3 separate regions of the Mus musculus genome follow, and regions 1 and 3 are each linked to region 2. Evidence: chromatin contacts called from ENCODE Hi-C or POLR2A ChIA-PET data. All regions are on one chromosome and are shown on one strand. The core of a region is the stretch at or near the end of the contact, and the rest is flanking DNA. Distances in the headings are between cores, read along the strand shown. Region 1 holds the start of Plscr1 (phospholipid scramblase 1). Region 2 holds the start of 1700057G04Rik (RIKEN cDNA 1700057G04 gene). Region 3 holds the start of Plscr2 (phospholipid scramblase 2).

What was found. A loop is a pair of places that touch in the nucleus more often than their neighbours do. ChIA-PET counts read pairs that join two places held with the same protein, here RNA polymerase II (POLR2A).
Region 1: POLR2A ChIA-PET joins it to region 2 with 21 read pairs in Patski. The contact joins the promoter of Plscr1 here to the promoter of 1700057G04Rik in region 2. A Hi-C loop is called at or near these places in 1 of 37 maps with a recorded cell type or tissue (T-helper 1 cell). POLR2A ChIA-PET finds 5 or more read pairs at or near these places in 2 of 5 experiments (Patski and embryonic stem cell).
Region 3: POLR2A ChIA-PET joins it to region 2 with 25 read pairs in Patski. The contact joins the promoter of Plscr2 here to the promoter of 1700057G04Rik in region 2. POLR2A ChIA-PET finds 5 or more read pairs at or near these places in 2 of 5 experiments (Patski and embryonic stem cell).

The regions. Positions count from the first base shown.
Region 1 is chr9:92,247,507-92,252,575 of GRCm38, forward strand. Plscr1 (phospholipid scramblase 1) reads left to right here and starts at 2,688. Exons shown (of 9, transcript NM_011636.2): 1 at 2,688-2,854.
Region 2 is chr9:92,308,050-92,313,175 of GRCm38, forward strand. It overlaps 1700057G04Rik (RIKEN cDNA 1700057G04 gene), which reads left to right and starts at 1,328. Exons shown (of 7, transcript NM_001033184.3): 1 at 1,328-1,383.
Region 3 is chr9:92,274,044-92,279,078 of GRCm38, forward strand. It overlaps Plscr2 (phospholipid scramblase 2), which reads left to right and starts at 1,559. Exons shown (of 8, transcript NM_008880.3): 1 at 1,559-1,970.

The sequences.
Region 1 (5,069 bases), core at 1,438-3,937, 59 kb before region 2:
AGTGAGTTCCAGGACAATCAGGGCTATACAAAGAAACCCTGTCTCAAAAAAAAAAAATAATCAAAACAAAAAACAAACAACTTTTCTCTCAAATATAAATTGAGCACAACTATTACCATTTTGTAATTATAAGGTATAAGACACACCTATCACCCAGTCCATCATTTTTGTCAATTAACTAGAACACTGTTATCTATCCTAACTTTAAAAAGGCTTATAATTCCATTTGTGTTATGTCATGGTTTAGCTAGTATACTGCCTGAAAACTATCTTCTCAAAAACGTTTTCTCAATGCTAAATAGCCTGGGTAGGCTATGAGACTCTACATAGTCTTCAATCCCGACAGAAGTTCAAGAACAACCAGCATTATCTGAAAATATAGGAAGCCTAACACAGCATCCAGAACTGAGACAACTTGTAGAGACAGCTGCCTACCTATACAACTCCTGCATGTCAGGAAGTTGGACCATCTATTACAGAAAACTATCATCACTGTTCTGTCTTCACGAATAAATTCTTTGTGCAATCTATATGTTTTTGTAGTAATAAATGCCTGGATAATCTTGATGTGTTTCTATACATGATTATTTTAAAATGCCAACTTTCCATTTTGCAAAGGGACCTGAAAAACTTTGGATTAAATATATGGCTTATTTGGATTTTTTTAATTACAAACATCAGGAAATAGTTCTGTTAAGACCCAAGATTTATAAATCGATATATTGACGTAGTTGGTTGCTCATTTATTTATGAGGACCTTTTGTTTTAGTTTTAGTGGAAATTCCCTAATGAGAGTACTCTTTTTTTTCCTCAGTAGGAAATTCCATTCTTTCTCTTTCTGCGAAGGCTCCACCCTGCATTTCCAAGCTTCTCCTGTGGGTTATGTGTCTCTTTAACCTGATCCAGATTACAGGAGGCAAATAGAAGTGATAGGTGTTATCAGCTCATTCCGTGGATCCCCAGACCTCTCTGTGTGGCTAAGCCCTTTCTCTTCCTTTGTATATGGACAATACATTAAAGCCTCAAACAACCCGGAAAGATGTGTACTAAAGATTACAGAGCCTGGAGTTTAATATACATCTAGGAAGCAGCATGCCACACATACACTCACACCAACACACACACACACACACACACACACCACCACCACCACCACAACCAAACAGGAACATGTCTATTCAGTTACCTGTTGTATCTTCAGTACGCTATTAAAGTTTGGAACGTAGGAAGACACATTGCCTAAAATAACTTGACTTCCTGATATTAATAACGAGTTAGTGTTAGTGATTCAACATTTAAACTGTTGGCTGAGGCTAGTTTTTCTAAGTAGAAAACTTAGGTGGGCTTGAGGTATGAAGACATTAGGAAAGGAAACAAACACAGAGTGAGCCACTACCCAGCAGCGGCTGCCCATGAAGCCCTAGCTCACCGACTCCCCTGTGGCCAAGTCTTGGAGCTACTGGTAACAGCAGTTAGCCTAGGAAACACAACAGAGGTGAAGACAGTAGGAAGACTCTTACTTAGACAGAACGCCCCAATGTTTCACTTCTACAAGGTTTTACCTATAAAAATACTCCAACTGCTTAAATTAAAATTCAAATGAAATGATCCCATTTATGCAAAGAGTGGACAGTGAAGATCCTTGTTTGCTCCGAGTATGAAATCAGCTAAAGAATAAAGATAAACATCCTGAGTGCCTAACAGCAAGCCAGTTGAAGTTACAAATCACATTGAGCGATGCTAAGTTCCCGGTTCCTTTCTCCAGCATTGGAGTGCCATGGTCTCAGACTCTTTATATGTGAGGTTCACTTTTCCATGCATCATGGCTTTCTATGGAAGAACAGTATATTCTATGCACACTGGTATTTATGTACATGCAGAAATATACACATATGCAAGTAGTGGGCCCCTCCCAAGATGCTCCCCAGATTTTTAGTTGAATATACTTAGAAACGCACCAATCACAGGGAAAGAAGAGTGAAGACTCAAAATTCACCTGTAACCCTTTCATCATCCTTTCATAACTCTCCCTCCCCCAAGAGTACCAAATGATGCATAAAATGCAGGCGGGGGAAAAATACCTTCTGTGTCATAGGAAGGTATTTTTAGATAATTGGAAATTTCTTAGAAATGTCCACACGAGGCATACTAAGTCAGAATCTTTGAAGGCATGACCTAATGTAGTTTCAGCTCGGTGACTCTTCTCGGGCTGTAATTTAAGAAGCACCGCTTTACTAAACAAAACAGATGCTGATTTTTCTGGTGAGTGAGCCGCACAGTTCAAACCAAACCTGAATGTTTTCTAGTTAAGGGTGGTACTTTTTCACAGACTGTAGTAAAAAGAAAGCAAAGACTGCTACCAGCAAACGGCGTGAAACGGTTATATAAAACCCATAAGATTTTTAAAAAGAGGAGAGAAATCTGCTAGGAAAGAGATCAACAAACTTGAAAGTGCAAACAGGGCTGATGGAACAGATGTGGTAATCGATGCATACTTAAGAAAGTGTGCAAAGCAGGAAAGTAAGTTTGAGGAAGCCCGATTTCCCGCACAGTACCCAAATAGGTTGGGTGGTTGAGATCAGGCAGTGTAAAGAAAGTTCCGAGAAGAGGCCACTCCCCAGGTGATGAATAGCCTTTCTTTCCAAGGCAATCAAAATCCCACTTCCTTTTGCCTTGCTGGTGGGCGGGGCGGGCAAGGTCCTGCCAGGCCTCTGGGCGCAGCTAGAGGATTCAGGAGTGCAGGCAGAGCTCGCGTCATTCAGAGTGAGTCCCCTCTGCGAGGGAAAGCCGGGCTACTGCAGCGCCACCAGCAAGGGATTGGGACTCACGGACTTCAGAACAGAAGGAGCCTCAGGTGAGTCCCGCTTTCTGCGCGTTCCGGGACAGAGCTCGCGGATCTGTGCGCACAAAGGAGCCGGGTACGGTGATGGGCGCGGGAGATGCGGATGGGTGGAGAGGGAGCAAGAGCAAGGGCTGGAGGCGGTTTGCTCAGGCGGCAGAGGTTATGGTCTGAAGACTGGGAGCAATGGCCGAAAGACTTGGGCTCGTGACCCCGGAAGTGGGGAGGGAACTCAGCCAGAAGCTCTGCTGTCCGGGCCGCTGCTCGGCAATCCACACTCGTGACCCTTCTTCGCTAGTTCCCACGGGATCGTCTCCAGTTTAGCACACTGCTTCACAGCCAAGAGCAGTCCTGATGCAGTGCAGAAGCTGGGCTCACTTGTAGCTCTGTGGTAGCGCTCTTTTCAAATGCGCCGAGCCCAAGTTGGATTCCCGTTGCAGGAAAGGGAAGGGGAAATAAAAGAAGAGAAACCGTTCAAAGAGCCTGTTGCTCTTTAACCCAGGTTTCTTTGGGATTGTGGCTAGTAAAACTATACATAGCCTTCTAGAATACAAAAGTAGGGGATGTAAGCGGGTAAAGGTCCGAATGGGTAAGACCACTACACTAGGTGTACATTCAGTCTTTTGTTACAGACCTTGGACTCTGACAGTTTTTTTTTTCTTGTATATTCATCTCTTCCCTGAAAATGTTAACAGTAAAAGACTTAAAGATTCAAGCCACTTATTAAAGGAAGAGGCAGGCATATTTATGAGTTCGAATCTAGCCTTGTCTATAGAGCAAGTTCTCAGACAGCCAGTGCTACAGAAACAAAACAGGAAAGCCAACCAAAACAACAAAAAGAGTTCTCACTTTTGAATCAGTTAATATAAGCTTGATAAAGTACCAAGTGGAAAGGTGGAAACTAGCTTTTATTATATCAAATACTTGACACAGCCCCCATCCCTACAACTCTCCCCATGGTTCCTGCGTGGCTTGATTTCCGTAATCTTATTCCTGGAAGTTAGGTAGGGCCATCTCTCTGTTCCAAGACAAACAATTATACTTTCTTCCCAAACAATTACACTCTCTTCTTCCGGCTTAGCGGCTTAGCAGTTGGAACTAAATACTGGGTACCAGGAACCAGGGAAGCTTAATAAAAAGCACCCCCGGGCACCTGGGGGCGTTTCCTTCTTGGCTTTTCCTAACAACAGAGCTTTCTACCTGGATACTTACTACAATTGTGCTGCTTTGAATAATAAACAAACAAACAAACAAACAAACAAAAACCCAGACTGTTGGTAAGCCAGCTAGAGTCCCTACTTGCAGACAGAGCAGCATGACCTCTCTCTCCTCAGCTGTGTAACTCCAGAGATTCTTCATTCCCCCTGAATAAGGTGAGATTCTAGCTTCAAGGACCTCAAGTTGAGCAACACCCTCTGTTTGTAGTGTCCACTGAACACACCAGCAGCCTTTGCTCCGTGGCGTGGCTTATGATAGATATTTTTCTTTGTGACTTTTACCTGTCTTAATGGCACCGCAGCCACCTCTATATAAACCTGTGCCCCTTTAAACCTTTCTAACATCATCATTTTTACTCACAGTACTTTCAGTATATATGCAATATGCTTAGTTTTCTTATTAGTCCTGGGTCTACAGGTTTACTGGTTGAAGTGTTTGTATAGAAGTTTGCATGGTCTATAGTATAAACTTATAGACTTTTTGCTGTCTATACGTACATTGTAAACAGCGTTTGTACTATGTACATAGTGTAGACCCTGTGGTATCCATGAATACCCCCTTGAAAACCCAGGGTGTTCATACAGTGAATATTTCTTCAGGAAATATTTATATAAGTATATTTGCTTGTGTGTACACAACACACTATTGTAGTACAGCATTACATAAATAGAACTCAGTGAAACCATCTAGTTAACGTGTGTTAACAAGTGTTCTTCGTATTTTTCAAATTAAAATTTTTTTGGGGGGGAACTTACCTAGCCACTAAATGATTGACCCCAAGAATAAACTGTAACTCTGGGCTTTGGTGTGTTACATAACGGGGTGCCCTTTAAAATTCTTGCCAACAAATTTCATTTGTTAGAAAGCTGGAAGCGTTTTTTTGTTTTCATTGAACCAGATATAATAATATGAAGCTATGCAAATGAGCTGTCTTAATTCATCAGTTAGTGAACTGAGAAGCCGTAAACAACAATCTTGGCTCAGTGGATTCAGGGGCTTCATTTCTAAGTAA
Region 2 (5,126 bases), core at 78-2,577:
AAAACATGAACGTTTTGGGGAGACACTTAATATTTAAACTATAATAAACATACTTAGGATGTTTAGCATTTTTTTATGTCACATTCAATGTAAATTTCTAAGATTTATTTTGTATATGTGGGATTTTTAATTTGTTCAAACTACTTGTTGATGCATTTTTCTACTAATCTTTATATAGCCACAGTTCATGTCTTGAGAACTTCTTCCTAAGCAGGAATGAGTGGGTTGGTGAGCAGGGGGAAGGGGAAGGAAATAAGGGGTTTTCGGAGGGGAAACCAGGAAAGGGCATAGCATTTGAAATGTAAATAAAGAAAATATCTAGTAATAATAATAATAATAATAAAGAACTTCTTCCTAGATAGCACAAGGATGCCAACCTTCACCATCTCTCCCTTGGGTAATGTTCTGGTAAAATAAAAACTTTAAATCAAAAAATAAGCGAATGTTTTTACCCTTACAGATGTTTGTTTTGTGTATTTGGAAAGAATATTTGGGAGTCCTTTCAAAGAGTAGCCTTCTTTTAAGGAGAATTTAAAGTATATTAAGCTATAAATTTGAATCTTAGTATTATTGACAGAGGAACATAGTCTTTTAAATCCCAAGTAGAAGACATGTGGAAAGAGTGAAGACCAGAGGCATGTCTGACTTCAAGGGAACAATGTCTTCAAGACACAGCAGGGCAGCTGCACATATGAACTCACAGCAGTTGTGACCGCACACACTTACACACTTACAGGGGTGTAAGCACAAACCAGACCAAATCCCATCATGGAGAAAAGAGTAGAAAAGTAGAAAAGATCAATTATACCTTATAGCCATGGAGCTATTGGCAGTTATTATCTTCTGGGGCGAAAAAAGGAATTGTATCAGAGTGTAGCCTCTGGTAAGTCGACCATGCTCTAGTGGGGGGAAAAAAAACCACATCAAGACTATTTGGGTAACAAGACTTGCTGTTATAGGATAAATAAATAAGTAAGTAAATAAATACAAATAAACAAACCAAAAAATTGGGTGGATAAGAAAAAAGGGATTGAATCTGTACACACTTGCAGAAGGAGGGATAAATATGATCTAAACACTGTATGAAACTCTCAAAGATCTAATAATAATGATAATAATAGAAGATAATATTATCTAACAAACATTTCTCTGTTTACACAGGTAGTATATTTCTTCAGAGACTATTTCTTTAGAAGAATAATGATCCATGTACAGTTCTATAAATACTCTGAGATCTATAGAACTAGTGAGCTTCTAGGTTCGGAATGGAATGTTAATTGTTGTAGCTGCTTACATCTCCACATTCTGGACCTTTCCTAATAATAACATAACTACTGGAGTGTAAGACAGATGAAGGCCAGTCTTCCATCCATAACCTCTAAGGTAGCCATTTCATAACTATCTTTCAGACACTGTTGTCCTTTGGAATTTTGATGATCATAACTGACTATAACTACATTTTTGCCTAGGATCTCATTTATATCTGCCTGTCTAACTCATATCAGGTGTATTGGGTGATGTGGGCCATTAAAACAAGACCATATCATGGTGGGCTATAAGAGTAGAAAACTACTTCTCACAGTCTAGAGGCTGAGATTTGACGTCTGATGAAACCTGGCTCCCTCATAGTCTTGACTTTTTAATATTTTTTCTTCATAAATCAATCACTTTATGAGTTTCATTTCTTACTATTTGGCAGACAAATATTCAGGCCATTAAACTAAAAAGCTATTCTTGAGACAAAAGACTTCAAATTTGAGTTGATGCTTCATTGATGTTGGTGTGATATTGGTGAAGATCTTGACATTTTTGGAGATATTGACTAATATTCTGAGTTCTTGAGCTTCTGCTTTGTGATTTCGTGTCTTTATTAGGAATCAGGTTTTTATAGTTCTATATAGAACTATAAGAGTCAAATATTCTAGTTGGATTATAACAAATGCCTCCAAACCCATTTTGCTACTGACATACAAATATATGTGAAACTTACATGACCCTCAAGAGGCCTTAAGTTTTCCTACCCTCTTTTCAAACTGTTCATACGCATGTCAAAATCTGTCATGTGCTCCTGTTCTCCCCTTCTTTCTTGGAACACGTGGATTCATTTCATAGATGTCTCATTTATCAGTCTCAGTGAAAAGATATTTCTAAGGCTCATATTTTAATCTTTAAAACTAGGGTGAATGCTTGACCTGGAAATGATTTGGACGTTCTCACTTTACATCAACAGTGAATGTTTTCAGAGATAAGATACTTCAAAAGTATGTGATCATATAACCAGAATCTGAGCCAGAGGCCCAATTCAGGAGTTCCAACATAAAAAGTCTAGGTTTTGGTATTAAGAAAATAAACAGAAAGTAATGATGAGGACTCAAGAGTGAATTTTATGCAAAACATACACTTTGGAAAGGGAGAAAATTAAATATCTGAGCACATCTTTGGGATAGTTACAAACTTTATCATTAAAGAGAAGACCAATTGGACAGACAGTGAGAAGTGTACATTGTTAAGCAGTCTTGATCAACCTGTGGTCTGGTGATGATTATCTCAGTTTTGGTTTCGCAGAGTGCTTCTAATGAAGTGTTTTAATAAGACAAGCTAGATCTAGAAAATTATTGCTCCTACTGTGTCTAAGAATTTCTCATCCTGGGTTTAGGACATGACTGGTTGCTTCTATGGGACATTTCTACAATGCAGAGCTAGATAATACTAAAGCCAAAAGCAAAGTACTAGAGCTACTATTATCTTTGTGCTATAAATCTTGAAGGAGAAAGAAAGATGTTAGATTCCACAAGTGTAGAAGATATCTATAAATTATTGGCATATTTTTGTACAGAACTCCACAAACTTACCCCAAAGTAAAGATAGAAATGAAATTAGGAGTGCCAAGGTTTTTTCCTGCTTCTATCTACACTATGGGCTAAGTAAAAAGTTATTTTTTTTAGTAATATCGGGTTCCTAGATGTTTATTAATAGTCTCACGGAATAAAGTCAAAATTTCTCCAACATTAAAAAAATTATCTCTGAGAGATAATGTGAAATCCATACTTTTATTTGAATATTTTAATGGAAATAACTGTGTGATTGTTGATATCCTTTAAGTAAAGAATAGGTCTTTGAAGAAATTTAAAAAAAAATGTTCTAGAATTAAATATAAAAGAAAATACAATCTATCTATGGGATGCAAGGAAGGAAATCCTGAGAGAAAAGTTTACTGTAATGTGGTGGTTTGAACAGGAATGGCCTGCATAAACTCATATTTGAACGTTTGGTCCCAAATTAGTGGAACTCTTTGGGAAGGATTAGGAAATGTGGCCTGGTTGGAGGAGGTGTATCACTGGGGGTGGTTTTTGAGGTTTAAAATGCCCATGGTATTACTTGTTAAGGCTCTCTTTCTAGTATATAGATCAGACCTAAGTCCTCAACTACTCCTCTAGCATCATGTTCCTACACCATGATGGTCATAAGCTTACCCTCCAAAGTATAAGTCCCCAATAAAGCTCTTTCTCTCTAAGTTTTTTTCAGGTATGGTGATGTTATTTTAACGGCAATAAAAAAGTAACTAAGACAAGCACTAAATCCCAGCATTACATTCTCAGAGAGATATCAAATGAACAATTTGTTGATGCTTCTTAATGTATTATAAGAAACAACATCAAACAAACTATAACTGTAGAAGACAGGAAAAAAGATCAGGGCATAAATCAGTGAAAACAAAACAAAAAAGCAAGGAAAGTAGTCAACAGAAAGAGTCTTTTAATGAGTAGTTTCTATAAAAAGTAAAAAGGGGTTGTAGAGTTCTCTCAGAAGTTATAAGCACTTGTTTCTTTTGCAGAGGACCCAGGTTTGTTTCTCAGCCCCCAAAGCCACTCTTAACTGTTGTCCAGGGTATCTGACACTCTCTTCTGATCTCAGGCACTAAGCATGCATGTGTTGCATATACATATATGTGTCAAAACACTCATACATATAAAATAGGATGAATCTAAAAATATGTTAAGATAATTAAGACTTTATTCAAATTAAAAAGCAAAAAGAGCCAAATAAATAACATTTTAGAGAATTAAAAAGAGACATTACAACAGAAACTAATAAAATTTAGAAAATAATGATGACATTTCTTTAAAGCTTATATTTTTGTGTGTATATACATACACACATGCATACATGTAAATCTGTTTTTAAAAAAAATCAAATCAAATCACCAGTACTAGTCATGAGAAACTCCTTTTTGAGTCATTAGTCAGAAGAATTCAAGAGACTCTCCAAACAACGCAGGCTCTTTTGCTCTTTGGTGGCCTCTAAGAGGTTAACAGTAAATTCTTTTTGCTAAAGACATCAAGTACTGTGGGCCCAGGACTTGGAGGATGCAAGCTGGATCTGGCCAGACAGCCTCCTTCCTGAAGACTAAGTTTTATAGTCCCTGAATGGGCTATTTAAACTACCAAGGCAGACATGAAACCAATAATCCTAGTCAATTTGTGAAGCCTATGAAGTACAAAATAATCATCATGACAAGATGTCTCTAAAGGTGCAATGGTGGCATTCATATCTTGGTGCTAACCAATAGTTGTCTAATTGGATTTAAGACCCACTCTGCATAAAGCAATTCATGGCTAGTACTTGAAACCTGGACAGTTTTCCAGAGCTAGAGATGACATGGAGGAGAACAAATGACTGCCACTTTACCAAACAAGCATGGTTCCTAAAAGGATTCTGAATACTCATTCTTATATCCACAGATAAACATAGCTTCCATCACTTACTAAAAGAGAGTTGGTACAACAAAGGATCTTTTCAACAGACAGACCATTACAGAAAATAACAACTGATAAGATACAAGAAACAATTGACTATGTCTGTCTATCTATAATGGGAATATCTTACAACACAGCTCCTGTTTCTAAGGCTCAGTTAGATTAAAAGCAAAATGAGAGCTATAGCAAATAATCTTCCAATTAGTAAAGGGCCTTGTACAGACGGATTCACTATTGAGTTATCAGACCTTTAAAGGATAACTTAAATCAATGCTTCTCAAATTATTCTGTCAAATTAAAAAAGAAAGTGGGGACACTTCCAAATTATTTCTACAAAATGTTCCCTGACAAGAAAAGCTTACATTGTCA
Region 3 (5,035 bases), core at 309-2,808, 34 kb before region 2:
AGACCCTGGAAAAGCAGGAGGGGAAGGGGATGCCCAAGTTGAAAACCCACTTTTCTCAAGAGCTCGTTTTTGTTGTTTGGTTTTTTTTTTTTTCCCCTGAAGAGTCTTCCTCCCCTAGTTCAGGGCTTGTCATTTTAAAGATAGACAGGATGGTGGATCGGTCCACAACTGTTATATAAACATGGCCTGATCTGATCTGGTGAACTTGTCCAGAGAATCCATCAGCAGGGGTGAGGGGATGAGAGGCTAAGGAGAGGAGAAACCCTCTTTGAGGCCCTTGGTTTAGGCTGACTGGTTTTCACCTCTGATCAAGGGTGAGGAAGAAGCCTTTCATTATGTAGTCATGGCTCCCCCGCTCCCCCCCCCCCTTTGTCTGCCTATCAGGAGCTCTACTAGTCCCTCTCTAGAATTTTTATCTGTTGAGGAGTTTTTAAAAATTCTGTAGTCATTTTGTGGGGAGCAGTGAAGGGAGGCAGGAGAAACAGTCCAGCTTTGTGTGAAAGAAAAGCGAACTCAGGAAGTGAGGTGTCTGATGATTAACAAGTACACTTAAAGTTTAGACTTTACTGTGGTTGAGAGGTCACGAAAGCACTGAAAAGGGAGAGTCCAGAGTGCACCACACAGACAGGCTGAGCTGGGCCATGTGAGGAGAGGGGAGGGGAAGAGGAAGGCAGTAGAAGGGAGATAAGAGATGGTCTGCCAACTAAGGAGGGGATAGCCGGGGACAAGAGACTGGCCAAGAGGGTAAAGGATAGACCAAAAAACAAAACAAAACAACAACAACAAACCAAACAAACAAGGAAAACACCTAAAAAACAACAACCACAAACCAAACAAAAAGCAAGGCAAACCAAAAAAACATCCAGGTAACTTACATGATTGGATTTTATAGGGAAGAGCAGCCCAGCCTGTTGGCTGGAGGAGAATTTAGGGTACCAAACCAAATATGGCAGTCAGGCCCTGAAACGGGTAGGGAGTGAGGGATGCAGGGAGAACCAGGTAGCCAGCATTCAATTTCATATGTTAATGGAACTCAGCCCTTTGTCTCTGGTTTGAGACCTACTAAAGAGACTATTTCCAGCTTTTGTACTCAAGCTTGCATACTCTTCTCAATGACTAGAACATCTACAAGACATATATGTTAAAATTAGACTCTGCCTCCAGGTAGACAAAACACAAGCAGTCTTGTGGGTTTGGCTTGATATGACTAGCTGTTGCATCTGGAGAGCACTCTGGGTTGCCGTTCTGGTGCCATGAATATCGAGTGGCAGTATTTAATAAAGCCTCTTATTAAAACTTACCTGTGGTGGTGGTGAATCTCGGAGTGACCCCAGACCCATAACAGTCATAGGGAGACTCCGTCTCAAAGAGGCTCATTCACCTGAATGTGAACAACTGTCCCAAGATTGTGACAAAAATATAATAAGGAAAAATAATATTGGTGGTCCTACCGGCTCCTGCTGGTACTCAGTAGAAGAAGTTAGGCATTTGAGAACTATCGGGATATGCACTCTGACTCTCCTAACACAAAACAAAACAAAACAAAACAAGAAGGAAGGGAAAGCATTCCTGAGTCTCCTTTTGAATCAGTGCCAGCATTTGAAGAATGCAGTGGAGGTCAGAGTAAAGGGAATGCCAGTAAGTGTTCCTTTGGCGTTCCAGAACTGTGCACAGACCAGATATTCATTTCTACTGAGAGCCTCTGCCAGGAGCAGCTAACAATTCTCAAAGGACTTAGAACTCAGACAGGGTTTCAATTTGGTTGCGTATCTTTCCAGTCAGGAAAAGGAAATCTAAAGACTCAGGAAACAAAACCTAAACTGCCTCAAAGTCCAGGTGCTTTTTCTCCCTGACTTTAGTCTAGTGGAGTAGTGCAGCACCTATGCCTTTCTGAGAGGAGTCTGGAGAGCTGAGTCGCTGCTGGTGCTAGGATTCTAGGAATTCGCCTCACTTGGAGCTGCATGAGAAAGGTAAGCCAGATGCCCTCTAAAGAGATCCATGACCTTCACCGGACCCAGAACTTTTATAAGCCCTGCGAAGAGAAATCTGAGGGTGGAGATTTAAGCTGGAAGTTAGGAAAGGTGACCAAGAAGGTGACTGGGAAGGGGAGGTGGGCACACGGGCAAGGGAAGTACCTCTGCCTGGAGAGGTAAAATGTAGTTCAGTCAGGTTTGTCTGTGGGCAGGTAGGAGTTTCGGGTTATTTTCCTGTATCTTGTAACAAGCAGCCAGCCAGTTATTCACTTGTCCAGTGGATATTGCCTTTATGTGTTCTATTTCTTTCCATTTCAAGCCTCTTGGTTGTAAACAAAATTTCCTGTTTTATTAGGAGAAGGCTCTTAACTTATTGGAGGTCAGAGGCACCTCTTGTACTTTTGTAAAACAAACAAACAACCCCGTTAATTTTAGACACAAAGAGGCCGAAAGTACAGCGACTCCTCATGACTGAGTAATCAGACTTTGACAGCTGGCAGTTGGAACCAGTACCTGGGAGGTCTCACACATACGTTCAAGAGTAACTTGGCCCAGATAGCTCACCTCCAAGGGCCACTCTCAAAAGACAGTTATAGCTATAAACCATATTATTTAACAAGCAAGTGGAGTACCCGCATATCTATAGACAAAGCAGGAGCGTTAAGGCCAGTAATTGTTCTTATCGGTTTTAGTTAGACACACATTCCCTTTTAAGAGGGTGTTTTGAGAGTCTGCTTGCCTCTTTCTTGCAGCATATTTTATTAACCTTTTACGAATATCATTTCTGGTCTAGTGACTGCTATTACCTTATGCCTCTGCTTGTTATCCCCCTGGCCAGAGTCTATACCATTTGTACAGGGTGCTTTAAGCCAGGAGCTATGCCACTTATGATACCAAATGAGAAGATAATGGAGTTGCATATGCCATAAATAATACCTGGGAAGTAGTAGATGGCTCTTTTCTACTTATTTTTCTCCTACCTAGCATCCCATACCACATCCTGTCTGAAAAGATCACATGAGGCCCCAGTTCAACTTAATAATACCATTTCACAGTTAAGTGCAATCCTTAATCAAGGCCATCGAGGAGGGGGATTAGAGAAACATATCACAAAGCCTGCTAGCTATTGAAGGATAAGTATTAATTGGAACCCAAACTAGGCTTGGCATTTTATAGTACCAAGAGCTCAGAAAAGACAGAGCAGACTGTGTGTGCCCACACTGCCCACTCAGGCTGCCTGAGTGTGACCCTCTCTCAACTCCTTCACATCCGCAGACTCTGGACCAGTCTCCATGTATACTGTTTCAGCTACTCTTACAAATTACGCAACAAATTCTATTACGAATACAAGTTAAAGTCTAGTACAAGACCTAATAGGTTAAATTGATTTTACATCAATTAGTATAGGTTGTTAGAGTAGCTGCTGCTACCATAAAGGACTAGGTGACAGTTGGCTTTTATTATGTCAAATATTTAAATACTTAAATAAGAAATGTTTGTATAAATATGTGTGTGCATGCCCATTCTCTACAATTTATGATTAATATCACTCAGCTTGAATGTCTGGGTGTTAATTAAAATAAACAGTTTTTATTATTTATTTATTTATATTTAATTATTTAATGTTTGTTTATTATTCTAAATTTTGTTTTATTAAACACTTAAAATTGTTTCTTACCTTAGGAGAATTAACATGGCCAGGAGAACAGATCCAATTAAAAGGCTGTTCTGTCCTTCATAAGAAAGATGCCTTGATTGAAGTTGCTAAGAATCTCCCTAAAACTTGATGGATGTAGTTTGTTTTGTGTGTGTGTGTCTTCTGGTGAACTGAGCAAATAAGCACAAAGGATTTTAATCATTTTAGTTCGTGTGACTAGGGAGCTAAATGTTATCAATAGTTACTTTTACCTCATCGGTTTAGTATCTGTTATGTGGAGGAAAGCAGATGATCTGGAACAGTGAGGAAGGAAGCACAGGCTTGTCCAGGGAGGGTTCGCAGGGATAATGAAGTGACCAAATAAAGGCACTCGGCTCTTTTCTGCAGCCCTTTGTCAATAGGTGCTCCTCCTGACTCTCTTATGTTAAGACTCATAGTAAAGTAACAGGGTAGGAAGAAGGGAGCAGGAACGTGCATCAGTGAACATATTTTAGAATCTGTTCTGTGTAAAGAGTGGGCGGTTGCCACTTGGAAATGTAACCCTCATTTATTCCCATTAGGTGCATATAGGGCAGAGACCACCAACGACTTAAGATCCACCTGACACACAGCATTTCTTTTTTACATATTTCCAACTTCCCAGCATGCTCTTGGGTCCTAATTTGCATTAGATTTCTCAGTTAGTCAAGCCAAAAGATGAGATCTTCTTAAAACTAGACAAGAAATATTACCGTACATATGTATAGATCTACAGTACAAACGTTATAATCTTAATTCAACTGTTAACTCAACTGAAAATAAAAAATTAAAATTTGAAAATTTTAATATAAAATAAGGAAAACTTGCCTATATTCCTTATAGAAGTCATTGATGATTTGCCATTAGGTGTACTTTTCTGACAAAGAGGCAAAGTGAAAATAATGGTCAGTCATCTTTGAATTGTTGTTAACATTTGTTGGAAGTTTTCAGAACCTTCATTAGCCAAGCAGTATCAATGAAGAATGATGTCTTATTAAAAATTGGGGAAGATTAAAACTTTACACACAGGTTAAATATGTCGCATGTCACGATCAAAAGGGTTCCTACCCATTTCTACCTCTGGTTCACTGGACTCTTCACCCAAAGGCTTTTAGAAAATTGCTAACCATCATGGGCCAGCCACCAATTTCAGGTCTTTCTGAAAACTCCATATGGCACGAGAGTCAAAGCCAGAGGTTTAACTGGATAGATAATGCTAAATCAGATAACTGAAGAACACTAGCCTACTGGTCTAGGGAACTCCAAGGCATCTTGTTTGAGCCAATCAGTGAAAATGGGTTGTATTCACAGAAGGTCTTCTCTTCTCCATCATGGACAGACACTGTAAATCCTTTCGTTTTTCTCCCTATTAAGTTAATTTTGTTTA